2 separate regions of the Homo sapiens genome follow, and region 2 is linked to region 1. The links are chromatin loops, found by intact Hi-C in ENCODE. Cell type or tissue: breast epithelium. All regions are shown on one strand. Region 1 overlaps LAMA2 (laminin subunit alpha 2). Region 2 overlaps LAMA2 (laminin subunit alpha 2).

The links. A loop is a pair of places that touch in the nucleus more often than their neighbours do. Peaks named below come from ENCODE experiments on the same cell type or tissue, not always from the same donor. Only the 100,000 strongest peaks of a DNase experiment are listed, where the experiment ranks them.
Region 2: it touches region 1 in a loop (15-fold over the local background); 2 of 110 quality-filtered maps call a loop at or near these places.

What each region holds. Positions count from the first base shown.
Region 1 is chr6:128,969,585-128,974,584 of GRCh38, reverse strand. All of the region lies in intron 1 of LAMA2 (laminin subunit alpha 2), which reads right to left. Among named protein-coding and RNA genes, the nearest start is that of LAMA2, 89 kb to the right of the region's middle. In breast epithelium, no CTCF peak of the experiment used is centred here; no DNase peak of the experiment used is centred here.
Region 2 is chr6:129,374,819-129,379,818 of GRCh38, reverse strand. The region is part of intron 34 of LAMA2 (laminin subunit alpha 2); the gene reads right to left. Among named protein-coding and RNA genes, the nearest start is that of ARHGAP18, 330 kb to the left of the region's middle. In breast epithelium, no CTCF peak of the experiment used is centred here; no DNase peak of the experiment used is centred here.

The DNA of each region.
Region 1 (5,000 bases):
CTGAAAACTGCATGTGAACTTTCAGTTCCATCCCATAATATAATTGAATACATTTTAATATAAAACAATGCTTTCCTTATTATATACTCCTTAAAACCTTTAACTGAAATTTATATTCCACAAGATGGTTCCATATTTATCTTGCAGCTCAGTCTATCTCCTGGCATGCTGCTAGATACTCTAATAGGTCTGAGTGTTTGAGTTGCAGATCCTATTTACCTAAATAATTGATTTTTCTCACGAGTCATGGAGGCATGTCTTCAGGTGGAAATTGGATTTTAGCAATTAATAGAGGGTATTCTGTGATTTCAAGCAACTCTTTTCATACGATGCAAGGACACTTTTTGTCCTCCTTGTGACCTGTTTGACAGTCAAGCCTGTGCTTAATAAAGCAACTAGAGGGTCACCTGGTTAACTGGACATAAATGGTGTACCCTGTATTACTCTAAGGCCAACTAGCATACTGTGCACAGCATGCTGGTGTCTGACCACTCACCTTGATTGGGCTGGCGACTGTGTGATATATTTAGGACTTTTAAATGGTGCACTAGGTCAGTGTTAATGTGCAAAGCTTAGAAAAGCAGTTGAGGAGGGAAAAATACTTATTTGAAATGTGAGTTGGCCTCTCTGCTAGAAGGCAATTCCCAGGGTCCCTTATGGATGGGGGCATAGAGGTCCCACAGCATTGTCCCCACAAAGCACGAACTCCATCCACTCCCATGGTAGCTAAGCACTTTCAGTGAGTTGCCATAGTTACTTATTTGTGGGGTAGGTAAAGTGACAGGTTTAACCCTATGGCTAAATGGTCCCTTGTCTCTGTGATTCTTCTGGTAATCTGAAATGCCTTCAGTACATTGAAAAAACAGTTTATATCCATCCTCCACCCACCTCCTCTTTCCCGCATCCTTTATTCTCAAATTCCCAAGAAGAAACTCGGCAAACTCTCATAATTAACACTGCCTAAGGACAATTAAATCAAATAATAAGCCAATAAGTTAGAGAAGTATATAGCTGAAAGAAGTATTTAAAAATCATGCCAAAAATACTGTTATAGTTTCAATATTTTAATCACCAGTAGAGTTTTTAAAGGTGCTCTAAACAAAATAATGTCAAAAGAGGCACAAAATAATACATTTTAAATCTAGCTTCTATTTTTAAAAATAACTGCTTCAATCATTTTGATTCAAGGATTATAAGGATCCTGGCAAAAGAAAAATTATAAAGAATGTCAAACTCTCTTATTATCAGTGTCCTTCTCCATGTGTGGCTATGTCTTTGAGACAAAGCCAGAGGTAGGAAAATTGCACAGTAAAAAAAATTATGAATCCTGCTCTCAAATGAGCTCTAATGTCCTGGGCTCATTATCACTGGAGCCAAGCTATTAAGAGGTCTGCAGCATCTTATGATGGCTTTGATTTAGGATTGCCATACATAAAAATGACTTCAGCTATTAGGACAGCAATAGTTGAATTACCAATTTTAGGAACTTTTTTTTCATTGCAATATAGTAACTTGCTTGCAACTGCTTTTAAATTAATACGTTGTCTAATCTATAATTTATTTTTCTGTACATTTTCAACTCTGTCATAGTTGCCATTCAGTTGAAATTGTATATCTCAAGAATAAAAGGATATTTAAACCAAATCAAAGTACCAATATCATAACTAAAATAACCTCAATATTTTTCAAAGAATATTGGAAAGCCATTACAAGAGACAGAGAGATGATTTGGAATTAGAGTGGTTCCCGAGGTATTACTAAAATCATTTTATTACTAATATATTTTACTTTGTAATGAGTTTTATGGATGCTCTAACAGTTCTACAAACCATCCTTTCCAATTTCATTTTTTTTAATCTGGCATGTATTTTTTTCAATGTGGAGGTGAGAGAGGTGCTCGAGGGTGCAAAATTTGATGCATACACTCTCAAGTCATACAGATGAAAGTACCTGGCATTTCATCCACCTCATCCTGACTCTAGTCCCATCAATACCCCCAGAAAAGATTCAACCATAGTTCCAAATACCTTCTACTGAAAGCATCAAGGTTTTGCTCATCCAGAAGGAAGTAATGTCTATCATTTGTTGAACATTTATGTGCACCAGACCCTGTGTTCATTGCTTCTTCATATGAATGATTACATTGAATGTTCACAACAAGCATGAGGCAGACATTATAATCCACATATAACTGATGGGAATTTGAGGCTCAGTGTGGTTAAGTAACTCATACAAAACCATTTATACAGCAAAGAACAAGGTCAAGGTTTAAGGTCAGGTCTGTTTGACTTGAAATCTAGTGTTCTTAATTAATAAACTGTCCTAAATCTGTGAGACAGTGAATAGAACAGATTTTTTTTTACAAAATAAGGTTTTTCAAACAGTGTAATTGCTTCAAAGCACATAAAATAGCAATATCTAATGTTTAATAAAGTGTTACCAGCTAGAATTCTTGACAAATATGCATTAATGAATACTTTCCAACAGGCTGGTCTCCCCTCTCACACCTAACATTCTATGCACCTAGCATGTATATTCCCAGTGTAGGAAATTCCACTGGTGGCACAGCCATAACCCTTTACCAGGCCTTTCATCCTGGTACCCATCTCTCAGCTGAGGCAAGGGTTGGCTGCTAATGGCTTGCAGCTGCATCATTCCAGAGACCTGCCTCTTTGAATGAGAGCCTCCTGACCCTGAGACTTCCAGCAAGATACATCACTTGCACTTCCCCCTGCCCCTTGGACTTGTAGCCGATAACTGACAGATATGAGGGGTAAAATCCTGGCATCCTGTTCCTTAAGGGGTACCTCTTTCTGTGGTGCAATTTTCCCTCCAGACCATGCCATGTATCAGTCTGAGGCTCAACTTTAGAGATCACATCTTTGTCCACTTTCTCCCCTACCTTTTTCAGCTTTTCTTACCATCTCATAGATATCTTCTGAGAGGACTTTTTCAATAAATTGCTTACACTAAAATCTGCTGCTGGCTCTGCTTCTAGACACTCTGCCTGGAAGATGTGTCTTCCCTCTAATTTCTCTCTTATTTAATACCAATGCATCCTCCAAACCCCTGTACAGGTACCACCTTTTCTAGAATGCACTCTTTGATCACTCACCTGGCAATGATTTTCATTCTCCTCCATATTCCCACATTCACCTATGAGCTTAAGTTCTCCATGTTGGTATATAATTATTCATTTGTTTCTGCGAAAGTACTCATCTCTTATCTCTACGCATAAAATTATACACTTTCTTGAGGGCAGGTATCCTACTTGATTTATACCTATGACAACACTAGGCACTTAAGAACGTTCATTACTTGCTAAAATAATGTGTAGAATTGTAAATGATCAATATAATTATCATGTTAAATTATAGATATGTGTAACAAAATGCTTCAAAGTGCTTTCACTATGTAAGAAAATAAAAACTTTTCTTTCAGTCTTCACTAGGTCTTTCAGGTACCAGGCACAGGAAGGCAAAGGAGATGGACTCTTCTTGATGGTCAAAGCTAAGGACGCACAAATCTTTCTAAATCAAGTGAGAGACTGGCATGGAGCAGGAAAAGAGCATTCCACATGCCAGCAGTAGAAATGAATATCTTGGCCCCCTTTTCTTATCTTCCCCTATGGCTACCAGTAAAACCATCACTACCCCAAATAAATTCCGCTTTAAGAGAAATGTCAAAGAGGACTAGTACCTCTCACTAGAGACACATGTAGCTATCTGTGTTCATAGTTATAGGCTATTCTCATTCTTAATTAGAATTGAACTCATGTCACTAAAAGGCAGTACATGTAGACTAACCAATGGGCAATGATCGACTTAGTGATGGTAATTCTATCACAAATCATAAAACACACTTTAAGAAAAAGCTTCCTGACAAGGGAACTACTTCATCAGAATAAGTTAGAATATGATTTTCCACAATTGAATTTTCTATTTTGTAATGCAAATTTATTTGTTGATGTTCCGGCATAAATTTTTGAGAGAAGTCATTTCAGCAATCTTATAAAAATATTTATTCTTAATTAAAATATGTTTATATCTGTTGAACGTTTGAACCATATCCAATTTCAGTTATAAAGCCTCAAATAAGTCATCTTCTTAACTGTACCCACAAGGTGTTGGTAAAATCAAATGCAGCTGAAGAAACTCTTACAGACTCTTAACATTCGTAGGTCATATAACATAGAACAAAATTATTAAAAGTGACAGACGTTTGAAAGATCTTCATACTTTACTTTCTGCCTTTATGCTTTGAATTCAGACTCCATAATGTTTTATTCAAGCAAATTTTTTTAAACCTTGTCACGTAATAAAAGTCGAATAAGTTTCATTCTTTCAGGAATTATTGATTAAACAAAACAAAAAAATACCTGTGGCTAAAATATGACTTAGAGTTCAGAAGATAATTTCAATTTTTATAAGAATTAAACTGGGTAATTCATCAACATAATGATGCTACTGACTTGCAGCTTATGACTTATAAATTTAAAGACATTTAAAGAATAAGATACCATATTTTCCTCCAAGAGCCAGATACTTCATTTCACTCAATTTATTTAATTCTGAAATAAAAATTATTTCCACTGATTTTAACCCAGATTCTGTTTTCTATTATAGATTTTTGTTGTTATCCCTTTTGAGACCTCGAAATAACTGCAACATGAGCTACAATTGTACTTGGCTTTGATCTTCACACAACATTAGATTTAGGCCCACTTGCATACAAATACCAGTTGTTCCTAAAGTATGTAGTATCTTTCACTTTTACAGTAGTTTTAATTTTTTTGTTTTATCCAAATAGAAGCATTTTTATTGTAACTTCTGTGTACATAATATTAATTTACTTTAAATTCACAGGTGGCTCATGCCTGTAGTCCCAGCACTTTGGGAGGTCTAGGTGGGTGGATCACTTGAGCTCAGGAGTTTGAGAACAGCCTGGACAACATGGTGAAACCTCATATCTACTAAAAATACAAAAGTTTGCTGGGTGTA
Region 2 (5,000 bases), 410 kb before region 1:
TTTTCTGGGCATTTTTTAGAAGCTCAGAGGAAGCTGCTGCTCAAGAGCTACAGTTGAAGCTTGGGAGAAGAGCCAGGCATGTGAATCTCCAGTCCCAACTACACTGCTTTCTAGCCACTGGCCTCACAGTAATTCAAACTGGACCTTTGAATACACACGAAGTTCCACGCTGGTGGGGTGGGAGTGGCAGTAGGGGGCAGGAAGAGGGTAGGAAGACTCTTCAGGGCCAGCACAGTGCTTACTGAAGGAGATACCTTCCCTCTAAACACAGAAGAAGAGCTTCCTCTCTAGGCTATTCCAGAAGAGGAGGAGACGTGAGGTTCCCGGCACCAAAAGCATCAACTTAATGCGGGTTAGCATGCTAAAGGATGAGTTACACAGTCAGGCTCATCTGTACCTCAGAATTACTTGTATTTTTTATATTTTTTTAACTTTTAAGTTCAGGGATACATGTGCAGGATGTGCAGATTTGTTACACAGGTTAAAAAAAAAAAACCCATGCATAATGGGGTTTGTTGCACAGATTATTTCATCACCCAGGTATTAAGCCCAGTGCCCATAAGTTATTCTTCCTAATCCTCTCCATCCTCTCATCCTTCCCATCCTCCGCCCTCTGGTAGGCCCCAGTGAACATTGTTCCCTTCTACATGTCTATGTGTTCTCATCATTTAACTCCCATTTATAAGTGGGACATACAGTATTTGATTTTCTGTTCCTGTGTTAGTTTGCTAAGGGTAATGTCCTCCAGCTCCATCCATGTCCCTGCAAAGGACATGAACTCATTCTTTTTTATGGCTGCATAGTATTCCATGGTGTGTATGTACCACATTTTCTTTAGCCAGTCTATTATTGATGGGCACTTAGGTTGATTCCATGTCTTTGCTATTGTGAATAGTTATGCCAAATTTATATACATGTTTGCAAAGGCTTACAGCACTCTCGTGTGTCTCACTTACTCTTCCTGAATTTAGAGATATATAGAAGGCATCATCCCTCTTTTTACACAGGTGAAAAGGAAGGTATGAGGAGGTTAAGTAACTTATCTGAACTTACATGTACAGGGAATTGGAGATGAAATACACTTTTTTTTTGTCTCACAGACTTATATTTTGTTTGTACCCAACACTATTTTGTGTTTGGCTAACATCCAGAAAGAGTAGTAAAATACATGAAAAACTGGAGTATTCTAGGTGAGTGGAGGACACTGCTCCAGTTAATGTATACTTTAAGTATATAAGTTTTGACTTTCAGTCAATTAACACATTTCAAAATCATATCAGAACATCATCTAGATATATTTTTAAAAATCATGTCTCATTACACAGTAATTAAGTTGAAGATTCACCCTGGTCAAAAATACCCACGAGAGACTTCATAAAGAAGCCTATGACAAATGCACTATCACCTATGGGTAGTGGTGATAGATAGTGGTATCACTGCCAAAGCAAAATTCACAAAAATCAATCTCACCCAGGACAGGCTATTGATAATGTTATGAATGAATGCTAAATACTACATGATAGGAACTATCTGTCTGATTCAGTTTGGCTCTTTCTGTGTTTTATTAAATTACCATCTCCATCTCTTAGTCATCCTTCTTCTTATTCACTATTATCTTGTCCTTTGAGTATTTGACAAATAACTTCTCATTTATCCTAATATGTTGTACAATCTTCCTTTCATTCTCTATCTTGGATTTTCTTATTTTAACATTCTCTTACCTCTATTCTGCAATCTTTACAGTGTTCCTTTGTAAATGATGCCTTACACAGTATCTTGTATCTCTCTTGCCTTTGATTACCTTTTCTTTTATGTTGACATTCACTCAACTAGGTTTTTTTTTTCCCATTTCTTTTTCTATTTTTTCTTGTTTTGTTTTTTAGAGTATTTATGTCTAGGCAGCATGCATTACCATTAGGCACACGTTAATTTACTTCTGAACAATGTAGCTGTTACTTTCCTGCTTTAGCTCAAGCAGTTCTACTGTGCCTCTTAAAATCTGCACATAATTTTCTTGGTTGGATATGACCAGTGTGTTTCATTTTCTGCCTTCTTTATGTTAAAACTAGAATCTAATGGAGCAAACCTAACTACTGAATAGATAACATTGCTTAGATACTGTCTACCTTTGCATTTGTGGACTCATATGGTTTCCTGCTAAAATTAGATTTCAGATCAAATCATTTATATGATACTCTCAAGGGTCATCTTCCAATATTACCAGCTCCATATGTCTAAGTGGTAGTGAAGCACTCATCAGGCAAGCCATAAGGACCAACAACACACAAGGAAAGAAGGAGCAACCAGCTGACCCCGTGGAATGACAATGAGCCAGTTCCATGTGGAATTTCTTCCTAAATATTTCACGTGCCAATTTTAAAAGTTCCAAACCAAAAAGATATGACTTGTTTTATATTATATATATATCTTTTAAAAATATAAAAGGAGAAATAAAAAACACTGTTAGCAGTTGAAATCTTTTAAAAACTATAAATAAAATCTTGTAAACTTATAATATTGGCACTTAAATCGTTTAAAAACTAGTTTCATCCTTTTGGAAATGTTTCATTTTCATTAAATTTGATATTCAATAGGCAATAAAATACAATATAAGTGAAACAAAATTTTAATATTTTATACAGTTCAATCTACTACATAGCATTCTCCCCTTACAGAATATAAATAGTTAAGAGGTGTTTATCAATGAAAACAAAATATTCAACAATATAATTATAAATATATGCCTGATTTTAACACATTTTAAAGAGTGCAAAATAAATGTTTATTTTGGGTTTGTCTACATTTCCATCTTGTTGTTCAAATGCTTTTAAAATCATTCACAATTAATTAAACAAATATTGACTTAACACCTATTATGTGTACAATATTGGTGATACTGTGGTAAGAAACAAAAAGGTTTCTTGCCCATTTGGAGTCTATAGTCTGGTGGACTATATAGTTATTTGTCAAATGATCATGTAGATAAATTTATAACTACAAACTAGAGGAAAAATAGTGGTATAAGATAAGCACAGGAGGAATCTTGGAACCCCTGCGATGGCACAGAGGGCTTTCACGAGCTGAGATTTGAAAGGTAAATTGGAGTTAACAGAAATTAACAAAATGTAGGGAGAGGTAGATTACCTTTAAGGCAAAATAAAGAAATGTGTGGCAATGCTTTGTGGTGGGACAAAGTGGCTGGGGGACAGTATGGCTGGAGTGCAGATGGCCAGGGGCACAAGTGATGGGAGATGTGGCCAAGGGGAGAATTTTGGTCTTTATCCTACGAGCCTAAGGGAAGTCAGGGGAAGAGTTTGTAAGCACTGCGATGACGTATTCACATTTGGAATAGCAAACATTCATTCTGGCTACGTTACGGAGAACAGATTTGGAGGAGAACAAGAGTAAAAGCAGAGAGACCAGCTAAAAAACAAATGTGGTAATCCCAAACTACACAATATGAGATTGGATGAGAGTGGGGTAGTAGAGATGAATGCCATACACACAAGTGGAAGCCCAGTGTGTGGTAATGAATTGGATAAGCAGGAGCATCATGAGGAAGAAAGAGGCACCAAAGAAAATTTGTAGGTTTCTGGCTTATACCCTCAATCCGTAGGGGTCCAGATGACCAGACCATGAGTAGTGGGGAGAGATGAGAGAGAAGCAGAGATTAGATCATGGTGGGAGAGCACTGTATGTCATCCTGAAAAAAGTGGAAAGCCATAGTACAATTTAAGGAAGAGAATGACATGATAGGATCTGCAATTTAGAATGTTCACTCTGCCATATAAATAACAACAGGTTAGAGTTGGATAAGGCTTACAAAGAGTCACCATAGAAGGAAACTGAATTTGATGAAGGATGAAAGAGGGAGTAGAGTGAAGGGCAACCTGCTAATTTCTCTTTGGGAGACTGGGCATATACTGGCGGATAAAACACTGAGATGTTCTACACAGGAGAAATAATGGGCTTTAAGAGGAAATGATGAGTTTAGTTTGAGATGTCCAATCCATAGTAAGGCACATAGGACCAAAGCATGAGAATGAAGTCAGCCTTGAAAATATAGATTTATGAATTAACAGCTTGTACATGGCAATTGAAGACCAAAGAAAGTGTTATACAGTGAGGGAAAACATGGACTGAGGCCTAGTCCCCAAGGAACACCGACTTTGAAGGGATGATGAGAGGAAGAGCCTTAGAATGAAAGGTTGGAGAATTAAGAGAAAAACAGAGAGAGGACAGTATGTTAAGAAGGAAGGAAAGATCAAAGCTGCAGAGATTTCAAGTAAAATTAATAAGTATCCAGTGGATTTAGTTACCAGATTGTCATTGGTTATCTTATAAAAACAGTTTCAGTAGTGGGCTGGGAGTGAAAATCCAGGCAGCAGTGGAGTGAGAAATAAATACAGACTTGTCTCCAAGTCTTTAAAAAATTTTGGCTCTGAAAAAAGAAAGGAGCTAAGGACAATAGCTATAGAGGTAAGTAGAGTCATCATCAAAAAGCATCTTAATATTTCACACATACTGTAGGGCAGTTTGAATATGTTAAACATGATTCTCATATGTGAGGAACTTGGGTTCTTCCAGTGAGTAAAATAAAATGGCAACAAATCAAAATGCATTGAAAGAGATATATGATTATGTAATTTTTTTACTTTATATTTATACATGAATTAAAATATATCAAAATACATTTTAAATATGAGTTCTTGGGTGGAATAATGTCTTCTTTACCCAGGGATATTAGGGAATTAGATTTCTCCATTTAAAAACAATGAGTATAAAATATAAAAGCCCTTAAAGAAGAGAGGGTAGCTCCTACAGCAGTCATGCAGGATCAACCTTGACATGTGCTCTTAAATCTAAAGACTGTATCAAGTGACTGGTGAGCCAACCAAGCAGAGAAAAAGGAGCATAACAAAGATTGGCAGTAGTGCTGGGCATGGTGGCTCACGCCTGTAATCCCAGCACTTTGGGAGGCTGAGGCGGGTGGATCACCC